Linked DNA regions of Homo sapiens: region 2 is linked to region 1. A link is an interaction called in ENCODE POLR2A ChIA-PET data of the cell type or tissue named here. Cell type or tissue: MCF 10A. All regions are shown on one strand. Each heading gives the region's core, and the rest is flanking DNA. Links, peaks and the distances in the headings are about the cores only. Region 1 has its middle 13 kb from the start of KCMF1. Region 2 overlaps KCMF1 (potassium channel modulatory factor 1).

The links. Peaks named below come from ENCODE experiments on the same cell type or tissue, not always from the same donor. Only the 100,000 strongest peaks of a DNase experiment are listed, where the experiment ranks them.
Region 2: POLR2A ChIA-PET joins it to region 1 with 5 read pairs; 7 of 35 experiments call an interaction of 5 or more read pairs at or near these places.

Annotation. Positions count from the first base shown.
Region 1 is chr2:84,952,674-84,963,089 of GRCh38, reverse strand. No RefSeq gene overlaps it. Among named protein-coding and RNA genes, the nearest start is that of KCMF1, 13 kb to the left of the region's middle. RefSeq lists enhancers at 2,561-3,250, 3,251-3,940, 3,941-4,631, 4,632-5,320 and a silencer at 4,650-4,944. In MCF 10A, for the core only: no CTCF peak of the experiment used is centred there; DNase peaks (open chromatin) are centred at 3,719 and 4,599.
Region 2 is chr2:85,038,577-85,048,992 of GRCh38, reverse strand. KCMF1 (potassium channel modulatory factor 1) reads right to left here. Exons shown (of 7, transcript NM_020122.5): 4 at 5,328-5,429; 5 at 2,715-2,889. Among named protein-coding and RNA genes, the nearest start is that of LINC01964, 24 kb to the left of the region's middle. In MCF 10A, for the core only: no CTCF peak of the experiment used is centred there; no DNase peak of the experiment used is centred there.

The sequences.
Region 1 (10,416 bases), core at 1,361-9,360:
GTCTATGCCAGAGAACGAGTGACCAGAAGAGGCTATGCTCACAGAAGTCAGAGAAGCAGAGTCTTCAGGAAGGGAGAACATCGGTGTCCACCAAGCAGAGATACCTCATGAGATAGATTGAAGTGTGGCCCCTGGATTTCAGAAATGGATGTCATCTGTCCATGGAGGAGTAGGGTAAGAAGCTGCATTGCAGTAGGCTGAAGGGTGTCCTTGGAAGCCTAGAAACTGACAGTAGCTATAGATGACTTCTAGAAGATGAGCTGAAATAAGAATGTGAAACAAACTCAACCACTAGGAATCAAATCCAAATTAAAAGGAGACACCATTTCACCTCTTAAATTGGCAGAAAAATACTTTTAATAATACTTGATAATGAGGATGTCAAGAAAGGAATATGACTTGTTACAAGCATTCCAAATGGGATTTTATGGTAGGTTTCAAGAGCAATAGATTTTTGCCCATTCTTTGCCATAGTAATCCCAGCTCAACTCAGTCTATTTAAGTAATTACTGATAGATGCAAAGATTTTAGACACAAGAATGTTTATCACAGTGTTCTTTTTAATATTTAAAATTGAAAACCTATAAATTATTGTCTATCCAAACCAAAAGCAGCAACTAAAAATGGGTAATGAACTAGAAATATGATGTGTTTTTAGTGAAAAAAGCAGGTTACAAAACATTCTTTTCTAAATTATGTATGTACAGCCTGATGTCATTATTGTTTTTGTTTTTTTGAGACTGGGTCTTGCTCTGTCATCCAGGCTGGAGTACAGTGGCATGATCATGGCTCACTGCAGCCTCGACCTCCCAGGTTCAAGCGATCCTCCCACCCTCACTCTCCTGAGTAGCTGAGCCTACAGGCATGTACCACCAGGCCCAGCTAATTTTAAGTTTTTTTTTTTTTTTTAGAGTTGAGGTCTTGCTATGTTGCTCATGCTGGTCTCAAATTCCTGGCATCAAATGATCCTCCCACCTCAGCCTCCCGAAGTGCTGGGATTACAGGCGTGAGCCATGGCACCTGTCCTCATTTTTTATTTTTAATAAAACATGTAAAGATTGGATGGCTATCAGAGTCAATATGGTTATGGGGGTATAATATGGATGATGTATTTTTTTTTATGTTACCCAGGTTTGTTATATGGTATATAGCATGATGCTGAGGTTTGGGGTGTGAATGATTATATCACTCAGGCACTAAGCATTGTACCCAGAAGGTAGGTTTTCAGCCCTTGACTCACTCCCTCTCTCTTCCATCTAGTAGTCCCCAATAAATACATATTTATTGAGTCTTCTGGGTCCACTGAGGACACAATCATGAAAAAGAAAACTATGTCCCCATCCTGGAGGTGTTTACATTCTGGTGACAAAACTAATTGAAGCAGTTCTGATTGATGTTTTGAGAGCTTATGATAAGGTATGAAGGACTTTTTTTCCTTTTAGTTTTGAAATTTTCTGTAATGAACATATACACTGGTTTCATAGCCCTTTTGTTTCTTTTTTCTTTCTTTTGTATTTAAAGAAGCTTGGCAGAGGCCGGGCATGGTGGCTCACACCTGTAATCCCAGCACTTTGGGAGGCTGAGGCAGGTGGATCACTTGAGGTCAGGAGTTGAAGACCAGCCTGGCCAACATGTGAAACCCTGTCTCTACTAAAAATAACAAAAATTAGCTGGGCGTCATGGCACACTCCTGTAATCCCAGCTACTTGGGAGGCTGAGGCAGGAGGGTCACTTGAGCCCAGGAGCTGGAGGTTGCAGTGAGCCAAGACTGTGCCACCACTCAACAGAGTGAGACTCCGTCTCAAAAAAAAAAAAAAAAAAAAAAAAAAAAAAAGCTTGTCAGAGAAATAAATGAGAAATTAAAAGATGGTAAGTGGAGGCCCCAGAGTGAAGGGAAGTGTTTTTGGTTTTAGGAATAGGAGAGTCTAGTGTGTTTAGAGGTTTAGGGGAAGGATCCAGGAGAGGCAGCAGAGAACTGAAGGGTGTATGTGTGTGTGGAGCAGGGAGGTGGGGGTGGTGAGGGTGGGAGATGGAGGGGAGAAGGAGCCCAGATAAATTTAGCTTCCACCAGGAGCAGGATGCCTCTTCCTCTGCTGGTGCTATAGGAAGGTTGCCAATGGGCCGGGTGCGGTGGCTCATGCCTGTAATCCTAGCACTTTGAGAGCCCAAGGTAGGTGTATCACGAGGTCAGGAGTTCAAGACCAGCCTGGCCAGTATGGTGAAACCCTGTCTCTACTAAGAAAATACAAAAATTGGCCAGTGACGGTGGCTCGCACCTGTAATCCCAGCACTTTGGGAGGCCGAGGCGCGTAGATCAGGAGGTCAGGAGGTCAGGATTTCAAGACCAGCCTGGCCAAGATGGTGAAACCCCATCTCTACTAAAAATACAAAAATTAGCTGGGCATGGTGGCTCGCGCCTGTAGTCCCATCTACTCAGGAGGCTGAGGCAGGAGAATCGCTTGAACCCGGGAGGTGGAGGTTGCAGTGAGCCGAGATCGTGCCACTGCACTCCAGCCTGAGAGACAGAGTGAGACTCTGTCAAAAAAGAAAAATTGCCAGTGGAGATAAAGGTGTCCATTTGGGTAGGTCAGGAAGCTGTGGTATTCATGCCTCATGGCCTTCATTTTCTTAGAGCGTAGGGTAAAATCATGCCATTTTTTGCCTCTGTGCCTCATAAGTTTGTACTCCTTCCTCCTTTAAAAATCAGCTGTAAGAGCTGGATGTGCTGTAAGGGCTGGACGTGGTGGCACATGCCTGTAGTTCCTACTTGGGAAGCTGAGATGGGAGGACCACTTGAGTCCGGGAGGTTGAGGCTGCAGTGAGCTATGATTGCACCACTGCTCTCCAGCCTGGGTGACAGAGCAACACCTTGTCTCTTGGGAAAAAAAAAAAAAAAAAAAATCAGCTCCAGACCCCTGCCTTTGTGAACCTTTTCTTGAAGGAAAGAGTGTGGGTTGGGGCCACTTCCAGTGGAATCACCAGGAGGGGAGTGGAGGGAGGAGGGAAGGTGCTCAGAATAAACATTCAATGTCCCTGAGCATTCCTAGATCAACCGGATCAGGATCTCTGAAGGATGGGGCTCAAAGATTGGCATTTGAAAGAACACCCGTGGGGATCCTGATGGTGCAATAAAGTTGTAGAACCACCTCACTAAGTGCTCCCAATTCCTTTTACAATTCTCTATTATTGCAATTTAATCCTTTCACTTCCCCCACTGGGCTGCCCTTGGGCAGGAGTAGGTGTCTTTGTTTACATACTTGTAGCACAGCCCTGCAGTTGGCTATCATAGTGGGCTTTGGGTGCTTATTTGTGAAATGAATGATGTGTACAAAACTGGAACCCAGATGTCCTGATTCCCAGACTCATAATTTGCTCTATCACATTTTATCTCTAGAAGCTGCTGAATTCCTCAGGAAGGCATTTCCTGGTCCAACTGTGCCTAAAACTCATATGCCAATTTAAAAAGCACAAATCCACATAGAAAGATTCTCTGAAGAAGGAGACAGTGTATGGGGGATTGGTTGCTCTAAGGAAGATTAGAAAATGAGGTCACCTGAAAGTGAAGGGAGCGGGATGCACACAAAGTAACAAGCCCCTGGAGCAGGTCTGTTCCAAGTGTGTCACCCAGGTCTCCCCCAAAAACCATCAAGGAGTTAGAAACATACTGTGGAAAAGATCCCTAGAATGTAACAGTTAAGAAGCTGGATGCTCAGGAGGTAATGAGTCATAGAATGCTTGTGTGTGGACTGCATGGAATCCAGAAAAGGGGAAGCCATAGGTTAGAAATTATAGCGTCTCAGCTGGGCACGGTGGCTCACGCCTGTAATCCTAGCTCTTTGGGAGGCTGAGGTGGGTGGATCACCTGAGGTCAGGAGTTCGAGACCAGCCTAGCCAACATGGCTTCACCGTCTCTACTGAAAATACAAAAATTAGCCAGCGTGGTGGCGGACGCCTATAATCCCAGCTATTCAGGAGACTGAGGCAGGAGAATCGCCTGAACCCGGTGGGGTGGAGGTTGCAGTGAGCCAAGATCGCGCCACTTCATTCCAGCCTGGGTGAAAAAGCAAAACTCTTGTCTCAAAAAAAAAAAAAAAAAAGAAGAAGCAATTAGAATTTATAGAGTTGTTGTAATATCCAAAGGTATAGATGCTCTGATACCACTGGGTAGTGCTGTTAATTTAGAAAGAACTGGTCCAAAAGAATGCGAATTCATCTTAGGAGAAATGGGTGTTTCCACTAAGAACAGCTCATCCCTTTTCTTTAATCATTTAGTAACTCTTTATAGATTACCTCCAATGTGTCAGGGGCTGTATTCACTGTGTCTTGCCGGAGATATGACAGTGGGCAAAACAGGTACAGGACGTACCCTTGAGAACTCACAGTATTATTCTTGTTTATTCATCAGGTTTCTAACCTGTAATTTGATATGCTTTGTGGATTTGCCTGGCACTCTGAGCAAATGACCAAAACCAATTATTCTGCCAGGTAGGCCTCTGTTCTCACGTTAATAACATTCTAGTTGTGAGTCATTTATGACTTCGATGAGAGAGTATAAAACAAACAGTTCCATTAGGGGTTGGTTTTTCCCTGGACAAATGGGTACAGAGCTGGGCCTGCTGATGAGCTCAGCAAGAAGTCCCCACCCTGGGAAGCCCTGCCAACTGCCAGCACCTTGTATTCAGCAGGCTCTCAGCCACACACAGGCTAAGTCACAGCCCCTGGCCCCATTAGGAATGTGTGTATCCTTTCCTGCCTGAATGGCCCACTGAGAGGTCGTTGGGAAAATTCTTGGAGCGTCGGATTCCTGGATGTCTTGAATTCCAAAGAGCTTGAATCAGCACAAAGCTTAGGGCCCAGGGCTGTATTTTAAAGGAAGACGCAGCAGGGGCAGGTGATGGTAAATAGAGGAGAGTGAACATGGCGGGAACAGACTTCAGGCTGCACCTGTGACTGAGGACAGCCCCCAAATTCTTAGTTCTGAGAGAAACCCCTGAGGGCCAAAAACAGCATGCTCAGTTCCTGGTAATTCCTTAAAAACAGGCTTCTATCAGACCTGGCTCTAAAAAAACATTCACTCAGGCTGGATCCAGGTTTGGGGCCCTGAGGCTTATATATTTGGTACAGGCAACTCTTAAGAAAGAAGTGCAAAATTAGATATAGGGCTTGGAAGCCCTGTTTGAGGAAGCCAGGGACCCTGAAGTGTAAGCTTCAGTAGTTTCACAGTAAATCCACCTATGTGTTCATGCTGGAGAGTAAAAATATCCCATGTCTGTGATCCCAAAGGATCAGAGGGCTCTCTGGATGCTTAGAGGAAGGAAGGAAGCAGGGATGAGAGCAACTTCAATGTTTTAATTCATTGATCTTATTAATAAATCACATTCCCAGCCGGGCGCGGTGGCTCATGCCTGTAATCCCAACACTTTGGGAGGCCGAGGCGGGCGGATCACAAGGTCAGGAGATCGAGACCATCCCGGCTAACATGCTGAAACCCCGTCTCTACTAAAAATACAAAAAAAAAAAAAAAAAAAAAATTAGCCGGGCGGGGTGGTGGGTGCCTGTAGTCCCAGCTACTGGCTGAGCCTGGAGATTGGCATGAACCCAGGAGGCGGAGCTCGCAGTGAGCCATGATCGCGCCACTGCACTCCAGCCTGGGCGACAGAGCGAGACTCCGTCTCAAAAAATAAAAATAAAAAATAAATCACATTCCCTTTTCTTCATCCCTTACATTCAGTTAAAGGTTTAAATGCTAGACTTGGCCAGGCATGGTGACACACGCCTGTAATCCCAGCACTTTGGGAAGCCAAGGCGGGTGGATCACTTGAGCCAGGACTTCGAGACCAGCCTGGGCAACATGGCGAAACCCCATCTCTACAAAAAAAAAAATACAAAAAAATTAACCTGGTGTGGTGCTGCATGTCTGTAGTCGCAGCTACTTGGTAGGCTAAGGCGGGAGGACCACTTGAGCCCAGGAGGTCGAGGCTGCAGTGAGCCATGATTGTGTCACCGCACAACAGCCTGGATGACAGAGCAAGACCCTGTCTCAAAAAAAAAAAAGTAGATTCTGAGCTACTCGAGGACAGCAATCATATCTTATTTGTCTTTGAATCCCAAGTACTTTGCAAATAGCATTTGTTGAATGGATGAATGAATGAGTGAGTGAGTGAGTGAGTGAGTGAGTGAGTGAGTGAGTGAATTCTCCCAGGAACTGAGACCTGATAGTCATATATTCCCCTCTCCCTTCCTCTTGACTGCTCCGGCAGGTGGCATAGACTAATCATGAACTCTGGAGTAAGACCTGAGTTGAATCCCAGCTTTGCCACATACCATCAGGGTGACCCTGGGAAAGTTACCCAACATCTCTCAGCCTCAGTTTCTTTAGAAGGGAGCCAATAATACTTCCCCTCAAGGTTGCAGTGAGAATCAGTAATAAAGTGCCTGGTATGTCACAGTTCTCAACAAATGTTGACTATTGTATTATTACTTTAGGTCTGGGGTAGGCAAACCAGGCCATGGGCCAAATCTGGCCCCCCGCCACCATTTTTGTAAATAAAGTTTTATTGGAACACAGGGAACACAGTCATGCCTATTTGTTACTTTTTTTTTTTTTTAAACAGAGTCTCTGTCATCCAGGCTGGATTGCAGGGGTGCCGTCTCAGCTTACTGCAACCTCCACCTCCCGGGTTCAAGCAATTCTTCTGCCTCAGCCTCCTGAGTAGCTGGGATTATAGGCATGCACCACCAGGCCTAGCTAATTTTTCTTTTTTTTTTTTTTTTCTTTTTTTGCAATGGAGTTTCGCTCTTGTTGCCCAGGCTGGAGTGCAATGGCACGATCTCGGCTCACCACAACCTCTGCCTCCTGGGTTCAAGCAATTCTTCTGCCTCAGCCTCCTGAGTAGCTGGAACTACAAGCGCATGCCACCATGCCCAGCTTATTTTGGTATTTTTAGTAGAGACAGGGTTTCACCATATTGTCCAGGCTGGTCTCAAACTCCTGACCTCAGGTGATCTGCCCACCTCAGCCTCCCAAAGTGCTGGGATTACAGGTGTGAGCCACCGCGCCCAGCCCTAATTTTGTATTTTTAGTAGAGACTGGGTTTCTCCATGTTGGTCAGGCTGGTCTCGAACTCCTGACCTCCGGTGATCCACTCGCCTTGGCCTCCCAAAGTGCTGGGATTACAGGTGTGAGCCACCTCACCCAGCCTGTTACTTCTTATCCATGGCTACTTTTGTGCTACAATAGCATAGTTAAAAAATTGATACAGAGACCTTATGGCATGCAAAGACTAAAATATTTACCACAGAAAAAGTTTGTCAACCACATACCATCAGGGTGACCCTGGGAGAGTTACCCAACATCTTTCTGGCCCTACAGAAAAAGTTTGTCAACTTCTGATTTAGGCCTTTATCACTTTACTCTCAACTTGTAGTTGTCTCCTAACTGGTCCCCAAGCCTCTCGTCTTTCTCCCATTCTGTTCTTTCTCTACTCTGTGGCCAGTTGTTTCTTTTCTTTTCTTTTTTTTTTTTGAGACAGAGTCTCGCTGTGTCGCCCACACTGGAGTTCAGTGGCCCAATCTTGATTCACCGCAAGCTCTGCCTCCCAGGTTCAAGCAATTCTCATGCCTCAGCCTCCCGAGTAGCTGGGATTACAGATGGGTGCCACCACACCCAGCTAATTTTTGTATTTTTAGTAGAGACAGGGTTTCACCATGTTGGCCAGGCTGGTCTAGAACTCCTGACCTCAGAATGATCCTCCAGACTCAGCCTCCCAAAGTGCTAGGATTACAGGTGTCAACCACCATGCCCTGCCCTTCTTTTTCTTGTTTTTTTTTAGATGTGGTGTCTCTAAAAAGCCATTGCGGCCAAACTTTTTTGTTTTTTTTGTGTTGTGTTTTTTGAAATAGTGTCTCTTTCTGTCACCCAGGCTGGAGTGCAGTGGCATGATCATGGCTCACTGCAGCCCCAGACTCCTGGGCTCAAACAATCCTCCCACCTCAGCCACAGGAATAGTTGGGACTACAGGCACACATCACCACACCCAGCTGATTACTTTTTTTTTTTTTTTTGAGACGGGGTCTTGCTCTATCGGCTAGGCTAGAGTGCAGTGGCGTGATCTTGGCTCACTACAACCTCCACCTCCTGGGTTCAAGCAATTTCTCTGCCTCAGCCTCCCAAGTAGCTGGGACTACAGATGCCTGCCACCATGCCTGGCTAATTTTTGTATTTTTAGCAGAGATGGGGTTTCACCATATTGTCCAGGCTGGTCTTGAACTCCTGACCTTGTGATCCACCCGCCTCGGCCTCCCAAAGTGCTGGGATTACAGGCGTCAGCCACTGCGCCTGGCCCCAATTTTTTTTTTTTTTTTGTAGAGACGAAGTCTCACTATGTTGCCGAGGCTGATCTTGAACTCCTGGGCTCCAGCAATCTGCCTGCCTTGGCCTTCCGAAGTGCTGGGATTGCAAGCATGAGCCACTGTGTCCAACCCAGATGGACACTTTGGATAGAGTCTACTAGGCTTGCCTTTAGCTTTCTGCTGTCCTGTCGTCTCATCGCATCCTGTTATGTAGTCCATAGCTCACTTCATTCCAGGGGGCAGGTTGAAAGCAGACTCAGCTGTTTGTCCTGGGCTGATCCCTGAGTTCATGTTGCTGTTTCCCATAACTTCGCTTTATAATCTGGCACCAGGGAGCCAGTGGCCAGGGACAGTCAGTGAGCTTACATGTTTTCTTGGAAATCATCACCCATCCCTGGGCTTGGCCTTTAGTTTTCGTCTTGCGGTCCTGTCTTGCTGTCTTCATTGCTTGCCCTGTAGATTGGATTTTTGACTCTGAGTACCTGGAGCATTTGATCCTGCCTTTGTTCTCCTAGGCACTGATCCATCAGAACTCAGGGAAAACACAGGCTTAGAAATCAACACTGGCATCATCCCTGCACTGCATGGCCAGATCTGTGCCTCACTCCACATATCTTGGCCCCAGTATGATTTCATGTACATTCCCAAGAACTTTTGATGTAGACCTGGATTATAGCTACTATGTTTTATTGGGATTCGGTGTTGTAGCATGGGGTGTTGACATTGTCCCTTTTTGGGAACCCACCCCCAACTCCAATTTCTTTACCAATCCCAGTCTGCAACCTAATTCCTGATTTTGAGCTTCAACTTGTTCTTCTGTTTTTGGATACTGTCCCAGACTATTTTCTATCAGTGTTCTGAGTTTTCTTGAGTTTTTTGAACCGAGTACCTGTGCTCTCTCTCTCTGCACCACTGCTGCCACCATCCTAGTGCTGAGGCCAACTCTCAGAACTCAAATGGGCAGACATCAGGGATCACGGGTCCAGAAGTATAAATAGTGGCTCATCTCACACAATAGAGTTCATTCACTCATGGAAAGCACTTAGCGTAGTATCTGGCCCAGAGTAAGTCTATATAAGCATTACTGATAATTAGGATGTGCCAAAATGAAGCACATACTCTCTCTTATACAGGGAGATCTTTGGGGTAAAAAATGAAGGCAAATCACCAAGGAATGTGGTTCATTGGCATAATAATATGTAATTTTTTTTTTTTTTTGAGACGGAGTTTCGCTCTTGTTGCCCAGGCTGGAGTGCAGTGGCACAATCTTGGCTCTCCGCCTCCCGGGTTCAAGCAATTCTCTTGCCTCGGCCTCCCAAGTAGTTAGGATTACAGGCATGTGCCACCACACCTGGCTAATAATATGTAGCTTTTTAAAAATTATTATTATTATTTTTTTTAAGACGGTCTCACTTTGTCACCCGGGCTGGAGTGCAAGTGGCTCAATCACAGCTCACTGCAGCCTTGACCTCCTGGGCTCAAGCAAGCCTTCCACCTCAGCCTCCTGAGTAGTTGGAACTACAGGCGAGTGCCACCACATCCGGCTAATTTAAAAAATTTTTTTGTAGAGGTGACGTCTTGCTATGTTACTCAGGCTGGTCTCAGACTCCTGGGCTCAAGCAGTCCTCCTGCCTTGGCCTCCCAAAGTACTGGGATTACAGGCACGAGCCACTGTTCCCAGCCTAATCTGTAGTTTTTAAAGAAATGTTATTCACATACTATAAAATTCACACTCTTCTAAAGGTTTTTAGTATATTAACAAAGTTATGTAACCATCCCCGCTATCTAATTCTAGAACATTTTCATCAGCCTATACCCATTCGCAGTCATTTCCCGTTTCTCCCACCCTCGGTCTCAGGCTGCCATGAATCTACTTTCAGTGTCCATGGATTTGCCTATTCTGGACATTCCATGAAAACGGAATCATATATACTATGTGGCCTTTTGTTTCTGGGTTTTTTTTTTTTTTTTTTGAGATGGAGTCTCGCTCTGTCGCGCAGGCTGGAGTGCAGTGGTACGATCTTGGCTCACTGCAACCTCTGCCTCCCGGGTTCAAACGATTCT
Region 2 (10,416 bases), core at 962-8,961, 86 kb before region 1:
TGAGGTCTACTGTTGACTATATTCCCAGCTATCAGAACAGGGCCTGATATAGCAGGAATTCAAACATTTACTGAATGACTGAATGAATTATTAGGATTCAGTCCAAGAGGCCTGGATCATTTCTGATGGTGGCCCTTGCACACTCTCTGCCTCTGCTTTCTCCCTCTAGTACCTTCTGGTACTGCTGTTTCAGAGTACCACTGCAGTAGATACCACTACCAGTGCTCAGCAAGGCTGACTGGCTCCTGAGAACCTGCTGCATCTGACTGTACAGCCTACTTAGTGGCCTGTTATGATCCAGACTGTCTTGTGTCCATAAGGCTGTACTCATTAAGAGAGGTGTAAACTTTTGTCCCCGCATCCTCATCTAAGTAAGGTACAGTGAAATGCCTTCTTCCAAGTGGAGGGTCCACCTCGCTTATAGGGAATCGATGACTGCCTTGCAGACACTTTCAGGCCAGCAAAAACTCTTTATCATTAAAACTCATTAACAGTTTGTTTTCTTGCTCACTGTTGCTTTATCCCAGGCTTTTTATAGCACTCTTATACCACTCTTTCATGGAATATACAGTCTATCACTAAAATAAACTAATTTTCACTGACAGAAAAAAAATCAAATGAAGAAAATTTCTCAATTTTGAATTTTGCTCCCAGAAACTACTTTAATTTTTAGTGCCTGCCACCAAAATAGCAGGTAAATATTCCCTTTGGATGAAGAAATATTTTTTAAATCCCCCAAACTCAGTTTATTAGGCTTGTTTTTGTTGTTGCACACACAAATGTCCAAAGCACATTTGGAATTAAAATTTTATATGGTATATCTAACTTTTAAATAACATGATAGGTATAAAATTGTTCTTAGGTTGTTTTTCTTTTTTAAATTTTTATTTTAGGTTTGGGGGTACATGTGAAGGTCCGTTACACAGTTAAACACCTGCCACGAGGGTTTGTCATACATATTATTACATCACCCAGGACCCAATTAAGCCCAGTACCCAACAGTTATCTTTCTGCTCCTCTCTCTCTTGCTACCCTCCCCCAGTGTCTGCTGTCTCCTCCTTTGTGTTCCTAAGTTGTCATTTAGCTCTGATGTTCTCAGTTTCTATTACAGATTTACACTTATCAATGTTTCAGGTGTTCTGCAGGGTGCTCATGGCTTCCAGGTAGGTGCACACTTCACCACATGGACACATTTCAGAATTGTTGCTTTAAATGTGTGCACACTTCCCACTGTCTTACCACTTGTCTGCTTGGTGTGTCTTGCAGATTATCAGGCTACAGTGATTTCTTGTATTTTATTTTGACCCTGTGTTCTGCTACCAACTTCCTAGGTTTGTCATGTACTAGACTCAGTGACATGGCCAGGTTCAAAAACTGTGTTTTTTTTTTTTTTTTTAAGATTTTTCCCAAGCTATTAAACATGTACCTTTCAGTATGTTCTACAACAATATAGTTCTCAAATCAAGGTCAGGACATTAAGTCCTACTTTCCTTTCTTCCATGAGAAGAGCTTAATTCTTTAGTCTTTTCAATTAGCTATAGATAACAGTTCTGAAATGTGTCCATGTGGTGGAATGTGTACCTGGAAGCCATGAGGCGCCTTGCACAACATCTGAGATAGGCATAAATCTGTGACAGAATTTTACACATAACATGTTCTTAAAAATGTTAGCTATACCTTATAAAACCTTAATTTCAAATGTGCTTTGGACATTTTTTTATGTGTACTTATGGAGATTTAACCATGACATTTTGGAGGTATTCAAGTTGAAATCTTTTATGATTTCCTTGGGCTTCAATAGAGGCCACAAATACAACATAAAACCATTTCTTATCATCTTTTGTCTCTAAGAACAGTAGTCTCCCTTTACCTGCAGGAGATACGTTCCAAAACCCCCAGTGAATGGCTGAAATGGGCATTTGGATAATACAGAACCCTATACATACTATGTTTTTTCCTATACATACTTATCTGTTGTGCTAAAGTTTAATTTATAAATTAGGCACCTAATTTATAAATTAGGAACATGAGATTCCCAACAAAATAGAGTAAATCTAAAAATATACTATGAAAGTTATGTGATGTGGTCTCTCTCTAAGTATCTTATTGTCCTGTACTCACCTATTTTTTGACTGTAGTTGGTTGTGGGTAACTGAAACCCAGGAAAGCAAAACCACATGACGGGGGGACTACTGGACTTAAGCAATGCCAGAAGAGTATGAATTACTTTATGTTAAGTGTCTGCTTTTAACACATTTTACACTTTTAATGTATTTGGGAATTTTGTGAAGGAACATGGCTTATGATCAGAGAGGTGAGACTTAAGAACACAAATCTCACAAAAAGTTTTTTTTTTTTTTTTTGAGACAGGGTCTCACTCCATCACCCAGGCTGGACTGCAGTGGTGCGATCTCGGCTCCCTGGAACCTCCACCTTTCAGGCTCAAGCGATTCTCATGCCTCAGCATCCAGAGTAGCTGCGATTACAGGCACCCACCACCAAATCTGGCTAATTTTTTTATTTTTAGTAGAGATGGAGTTTTGCCATGTTGGCCAGGCTGGTCTTGAATTCCTGGCCTCAAGTGATCCACCCGCTCCAGCCTCCCAGAGTGCTGGGATTAAAGGTGTGAGCCACCGCACCTGGCATCACAAAAAGTTTTAAAAGGAGCTCCTCCTTCCCCTGCCATTTCCCTTATTAATGTGAAACTAACTTACCAGCTATAGGATCCATGGCTTCCCTATTGCTTGGAGAATATGAACTCTGAGAAGAAGAAAGTCCACCAGTAGAACTGCTAGTAAAGTGCATGTTTGATCTACGAGCACGAGGACCTCCTAATCCCCGGCCAGGGTGAAACATTCTACGTACATGTCGAACACCACTCGATTCATCATAACCCAAAAGTTAAGAAAAAAACGAAAGTATTTCACAGAAAGAAAAAAAATCACCTGAGTCCTTGCTAGACAGATGTAAAGATTTCCTGAATTGTAAGCATTTAAAAACAGCACATTTAACTTAAAGTGCAAATGTCCCAACTCTATCTATGAGGGCTATTAACCCTAAAAAGACACTCAAATGTAAGGCAACATGTGAGTGTGTGTGTGTGTATTGGGTGTGTGAGGTAAAAAAGTTTCTCTATATAGCTCATGAAATCTCAAATACCACCTATAATGAAAAAGGAACAATACTGAATGTATATTCAGCACATCAAAGGTTCCTTTTGGATTATTAGTTTTACTCTGTCTTCAAGCTTCTTTCCAATGCCGCTGCTAAGCAGAAAACAGATTTGCATTTCTTGTATAAGACACACAGATAGATTAACATGACATTTATCACGAAGAAAAATTCCCAGCAGCCTCAACCGTCTTACACAGCTGAGTGTAAGTCAAACTGAAAAAGGTCCTGAGTTGCAAATAGCTGTCAAAACTCATGAAGACAACCTTACGTTTCCACAAAGGCAAATGAGAGGTGGGGGAGGCCAGATCATATAGAAGAGATTTTTCCTTTAAAGTACCAAACAGACCAGCTTTATAATGCAGATTAATTTTTTGGCTGGCTTCTCAGTTTTTCAGCTGATGGTTCTGGAGTTATTTAAGGACCGGATGGGTAGCTCCAAGAGGCCTTCAGGTGTCACGGTACATGCCCTGTTCCATCATATTCATGAGGATGGTTTGGGTTCTAGAGAAAGTGATATGATCATATTTATATATTTGATAATTTTATATTATGATTATATATACATATATATATGTATCTTGAGACAGGGTCTCACTTTGTTGCCAGGCTGGAGTGCAGTGGTGCAATCATAGCTTACTGCAGCCTTGAGCTCATGGGCTCAAGTGATCCTCCTACCTCAGCCTCTTGAGTAGCTGGGACCACAGGTGTGTGCCACCAGCTGAGCTCATTATTTTGGTAGAGATGGGGTCTTCCTATGTTGTCCAGGTTGGTTTCAAACTTCTAGGCTCAAGTGATCCTCCCACCTTGGCCTTTCAAAGTGCTGGGAGTATAGGCATGAGCCACTGTACCCAGCTGGTGACAGTTTTAGACGAACAATTCATAACCTGAAATCAGAAGCATTGAGTCCACAAAATTAATCGCTCTGGTAGGCCAGTAATCTCAGGGAACACTGCCAGAAACTGTTGAGAGACAAGGAAGGGAATGCAGAAATAAAAGCAAGAGGCTGGGCGTGGTGGCTCACGCCTGAATCCCAGCACTTTGGGAAGCTGAGGTGGGCAGATCACCTGAGGTCAGGAGTTCGAGACCAGCCTGGCCAACATGGTGAAACCCCATCTCTACTAAAAAAATACAAAAATTGGCCAGGCGCAGTGGTTCATGCCTGTAATCCCAGCACTTTGGGAGGCTGAGGCAGGCAGTCAGGAGTTCAAGACCAGCATGGCCAAGAGACCAGCCTGGCCAATATGGTGAAACCCCATCTCTACTAAAAATACAAAAATTAGCTGGGTGTGGTGGCGGGCACCTGTAATCTTAGCTACTTGGGAGGCTGAGGCAGGAGAATTACTTGAATCCAGGAGGTGGAGGTTGCAATAAGCTGAAGATAGCACCATTGTACTCCAGCCTGGCTGACAGAGCAAGACTCCGACTTTTAAAAAAAAAAGAAAAGAAAAGAAAAGCAGGAAAGGAAATTTAAAGCTAGAGCTGACCTTATGCTATCCTACTCAGGAACTCGGCAGGAAATGGCTCTCTCTGGAGAAGGGGACCCCAAAAAGGAAAGGAACACCAAGATGCACACCTGTCCCCACCATCTCACCACACCACACCCACAACAGGGTAAGGCAGCAGAGGAACAGAGAGGGAAAGCAAATAATGCCTCTTCATATTTAACTAATTAAATTTTAATTTGGATTAACATTTTCCTCTTTTGTATGAAAACGCCATCCTGGAAGACACAATTTGGTCAAACTGCCTTAAAAAAAATCTAATTGTAATGAACTAAAGATGAAGGACAAGTCAACTTTCACTTAATGAAAATGGTTCATACAATGGTGATAGTATATAAAAAGAGAAATAAATTGCATCTCAGCACTGAGTCACTTTTAGGAAAAGTTCAAATAAGTAAAAATAATTTGGACATTACTTTTCCTCTTTTGGGGGATATGATCCTTAAAAAAAATCAAAATGACAAGCTGGATGCAGTGGCACATGTGTGCCTATAGTCCCAGCTACTCAAGAGGCTGAAGCAGGAGGATCACTTGAGCTCAGGAGTTTGAGACCAGCCAGGTCGACACAGCGAGATCTTGTCTCCAAAACAAAAAATCAAAATGACAAACATTACAAACAACTCTTTTCCTTGTCATCTCTTAAAAGGATATTAAATCTCTAGGGGCTCTGTGTTCAAGTGTAAGATGAGCTGCAAAGTCATCCGTGACATGATTAGGATCGCCTCCAGGTAACGCTGCACATATTGGACAAATCTGAAATGGAAGTAAAGAAAGCAGCTTAATAAATGAACGTCAATAAGACATCTTTCTGGACGAGTATTCTGCTGTAAGTTTTACTATTATCAAGTTTTAACCAACAGAAAACACAGCAGATCCTAAATCAGTGAAAAGCAGTAGAAACCTAAGCAAGAACTGTTCACACAAGGTCCCTCAGGGTCAAACACAACAGTTTCAGACACACCAAACTTGATCTCTGGCAGGGCCTTCTAACAGCCTGCCTGATTCATTTGTATGGTCTAGCAAAATAGTTTCCATTAAAAAAAACTTTAAAATGTGCTATTTAGTGCACATTTACGTGTAAGTCCAGTCTTGAATGGTAAAGACAGATACAAGCCTATGGCACACTTCTCCAAAGCAAGCTATACTTGAGAGCCAATTCCCAAATAAGACAGCAGAGATCTGATTAAATGCAACTGTGCAAACATTCAACAGACATGTTGAATGTAAGACAAATTATGATTACTGATAATATGCAAATGTGGTCTATAAATTTATGAATGTGACTTCCAAGGGGAATATGGTATGGAAGCCCATTTTTAAACCTTATTTCCTGAAGAAATGGGGTGGTAGGCCAGAAGCTTGTAACCAGGTCAGGCTCAAGGAGTAGTAGAACAACTTTCCATGGGCCTCTTGGCAAGAGATGGGAGAAAGTAGGAATAAAATGGTGTGTACACAGTCACAGTTCGGGGAGCGGGTGACAGGTTGGGAAGGTGGTTTCTATAGTTAACAGAATTGGTGAAACAGAGGGAAGGAGAGGGGAAGGCTAGAAAGAATGAGGAACGTTTTAAAGAGGAAAGGCCCTTACTCTTCCGAAATTCAAATGGACAGATAATGTTCTAACAATGGTAGCCAAGCCTTGAAGTATGAACAACTTCAATCTTAAAGAACAGGGCCAAGAAGAAAGGTCTGAAGCAAGGGGCATGACCAAAAGGAGCCCCAGGAAGTGCACAGTTCAAGTTGTAGACTTGTGTCTTTATCCATAAATAAGAAGGTTAAAGATAGGATATGTGATTCATTGCCAGTACATGTGCCGAAATTCTTTCACTTAGGCAAAATCTAGGCAATTGGTCAACCTTATTGTCTGCTGCCAGCACAGTGGGAGTAGGTGGTAGCGCTGGAGATGAGGGGAGATGGAAAAGGTGAGACTTGGAAGGACAATCCTGGGGTACGGAGGGAAAACAAACTGCTCTGATTCCTGAAGCCCAAACAAACATAACTTTCCATCTTCTAACAACTAGAAAGCAGAAGTCTCCTGAGAGTTCAACTCTGATTTGATATCAGTCTCTCTTATGCCTAATCAGCTGTCCTGATTATGTGACTCAGGACTCTGAGAAATATCCTCAGGAAAACCTAAATATGTTCATGAGAAATAACATTTAAGCATGACAGTGTGCAGAAGAACTAGACAGGTCACAATGGAATGTGATGAGGCAAAAGAGAAAAAGAAGTAGATAGACCTGCCTATGCCTTTCTTAGAAGATGCCAGGAAGGTGGTCAGATTCTTTCCTCTGTCAGAAAAGTAGCTGTATGTGTCAAAGTTTACAGATTATCCATCCACTCTCTCTTTACTAGGGATTTAACTTTTACTATCTGTACCATTCCTGTACTCTGACATTACCTGGTTATGTCTGATATACATATTTTACTTTTCACGTGCTTCTGGTCTTACCTAGCTAAACTGTAAACTCTTTGAGAGATGCAGGACAATGTGATTTGTCTTTGGTTTTAAACTCCGGCCAGACTTGCTTTTTTTAAAAAAAAAAAAAAAAAAAAAAGACCAGCAATGTTTGGAGAAACAGAAAACAAGTTCCAGTTATTTAAAAATAAAACAAGCTACCTTAGAGACTCATCATTCTGAAAAAGTTAACAAGTGCTGGGTTATAGTTTTATTACAATATTATAAGGCTGTATAAGATTTTTATTTAAAGAGAAAATAACCACCAAAAGGAAAAGGCATCTTTCTTCTAAGATACTTTCCTTTAGATTGGCCTTCGGGTAAAATCTATAAACAACTTGAGCTGTCCAATGATAGCTGCAAAGGCTTCAGTACTTGAGGGGACATAAAAATGTTGGTAGATGAGAAAAGTCTCCACAAGGATATAGATTCCTAGAAGGAAAACAGAATGGGAAGCAGAGACATCAAACGTACAAAGAATGTCCTAATAAGATAGATAATTTAACAAGTAGAAAAGCACCTTCGAGACAAGGATGTAAAATAAAATCAAGATCCTTCCTTATCGTGTATTGACTTTGGTTCTATACTCAAAATCTTTTTTATTTCATTGCAGTAATTCTGCTAAGATGGCAGGATGAAGGTATTCAGAACTGCTTCATTCAAAGAGAAATAATATAAAACCAACCAATCAACCAACCAAACTTCCATAACTACTAGGGATAAAGAATTACTGAGGATAAGAAATTACTGTGGTGGGAGGATCACCCAGGTTGACAGCTGGCATAGAAAAATCAAGAGGCTAGGCCAGGCACGGTGGCTCATGCCTGTAATCCCAGCACTTTGGAAGGCTGAGGTGGGTGGATCACAAGGTCAGGAGTTCGAGACCAGCCTGACCAACATGGTGAAACCCCATCTCTACTAAAAAATACAAAAATGACCTGGGCATGGTGGCACACGCCTGTAATCCCAGCTACTCAGGAGGCTGAGGCAGGAGAATCACTTGAACCCGGGAAGCGGAGGTTGCAGTGAGCCAAGATCGCACCACTGCACTCCAGCCTGAGCGACAGAGACTCCATCTCAAAAAAAAAAAAAAGAAAAGAAAAAAGAAAATCAAGAGGCTAGATTTAGAACCAAGTGGAAGATGTTGCCACACTTGGGTCACATGAAGTTAACTCAAATGAGGAGTTGGAAAGGAAAACTAAGCTCAGATGCTGATGCGATCACAGAGGCCTGGTCACCTTTTAGGTTTTACATTTTATATTTAGCAAGCTAACTCATGCTTTAAGACAAAAATGCTTGTTCTCAAGACTGTGTTTTCTGAGAGGAAATGAAGGGAACAAGACGAAGAAAGAAAAAGGAGAGCAAAGCGGGGCAGGAGAAATGGAAAAGAGGTGGTGGGGAGTGGGAGGAGAGACAAAGCAAGCCACTGTGCCACTCATGGGCACAAATACTGCTTAGTTTTGAGTGTGTCTTTATTTCTACATCATGGTGCCTAATATCTCTTACAGGACAGGAAAACTCGACACAAAGGGTAACTTTAGGGTACTGACCCTAAAATTATGACAGCTTGTCAACATTAATATTTATCATACTTCCACTGCCACACGATAGAGTAATATCTATTATTCATATGGAAACATTCCATGTAACACACAAGCTTAAAATTACAACAACTTGTCAATTAAGATTTACTTAACTGGCTTAAGTCAGTATTTCTTTAATTTGGCTAAGAATATAAATCATCTGGGCCAGGTGCAGTGGCTCACGCCTACAATCGCAGCACTTTGGGAGGCCAAGGCAGATGGATTGCCTGAGGTTAGGAGTTTGAGACCAGTCTGGCCAACATGGTGAAACCCCATCTCTACTAAAAATACAAAAAAAATTAGCCAGGCGTGGTGGCACATGCCTGTAATCCCAGCTACTCGGGAGGCTGAGGCAGGAGAATTGCTTGAACTTGGGAGGCAGAGGTTGCAGTGAGCCGAGATCGCACCATCGCACTCGAGCCTGGGCAACAAGAGCAAAATCTCTGTCTCCAAAAAAAAAGGAAAAAACATTTGTATTCACAAATGTCCTTGCTGTTCTCAGTGTCGTCTCTGCTGTTGCTCGAGTTTCCTCTTCTCCTTCACCTTGCCACTGAGGGTCACCATCAGTCTTGCTTTTTATCTGCAGCCCCTTTGGAAGCCTTTACCAATTGAGATGAGGTCCCATCCCAAGAACGTACAGAGTCTCCATTTTTCCACATGGTTCCAGGGCATGACTACCAGCCAGCAACCAGTTAGGACACATTATAGCACAGTTTGTTGCCAATGTCTTTAAAATATACCTTCTGAAGTCATTACTCCACATATAAACACCGAATCACTGCTGAATATACAGAACTTTTCCTCTATGAAAGCACCTAAAGTCAGCATGCCTGATTTTTTTTTTAAAAACAACAGCTCCACACATTTTTCCCCATACAATTATCAACCATTTTAAAGCAAGTTTGGATTTCCTCTGGCCTCTCTCTTGAACTAATACAACTACAGCAGACAGCATTCTCTCGATGGGTACTATTCACAGCTTTAAAAACTATTCTTTATAACCACATTCCTATTTCTAGTTCAAGGATCTATGCTATGAAATCCAGGTAAGTTGGTAAAGTTAAAGTTCTGACTGGCTAAATTTGTTATATTATATAATTTTGTTACCATGGACTAATCCGTTAAGCACTTACTGAGTACCAAATCAGAACTAACTTAACACTTTAGTTTAAAACATTATCAAGAAATGAGCATAGTTCCTGCCAACATTAAAGTTCATATGAATTTCATCTCTTTTTAAAAACTGGGGCCAAAATTGGGGCAGGGCACAGTGGCTTATGCCTGTAACCCCAACACTTTGGGAGAATGAGGCAGGGGGATCACTTGCAGACAAGAGTTTGAGACCAGCCTGGGCCACACGGTGAGACGAAGTCTCTACCAAAATATTTTTTTTAAATTGGTATTTTTCATTATTTCTTCAAACTGGGGTACAATTCACGTCTCTGCTTTTGAGCGGCTCTTAGAACTCAGCTACAGAAACACCCAGGCTTATTATGCCAAGGGATTTTCTGATCACCTGCAATACAATGGGGGGAATGGGGTTTAAAACAGTTTTTCCACAGAAGAGTGATGACCCAAAAAGAGCCATCTAAATTTAAAGCCATCATACAAAACCTGTTGACACATATTATACTTTAGTGCTTATACAAAAAAAGAAAAAAAAGAAGAAGAAGAAGAAGAAAGACATTCTACTGAGTTAACT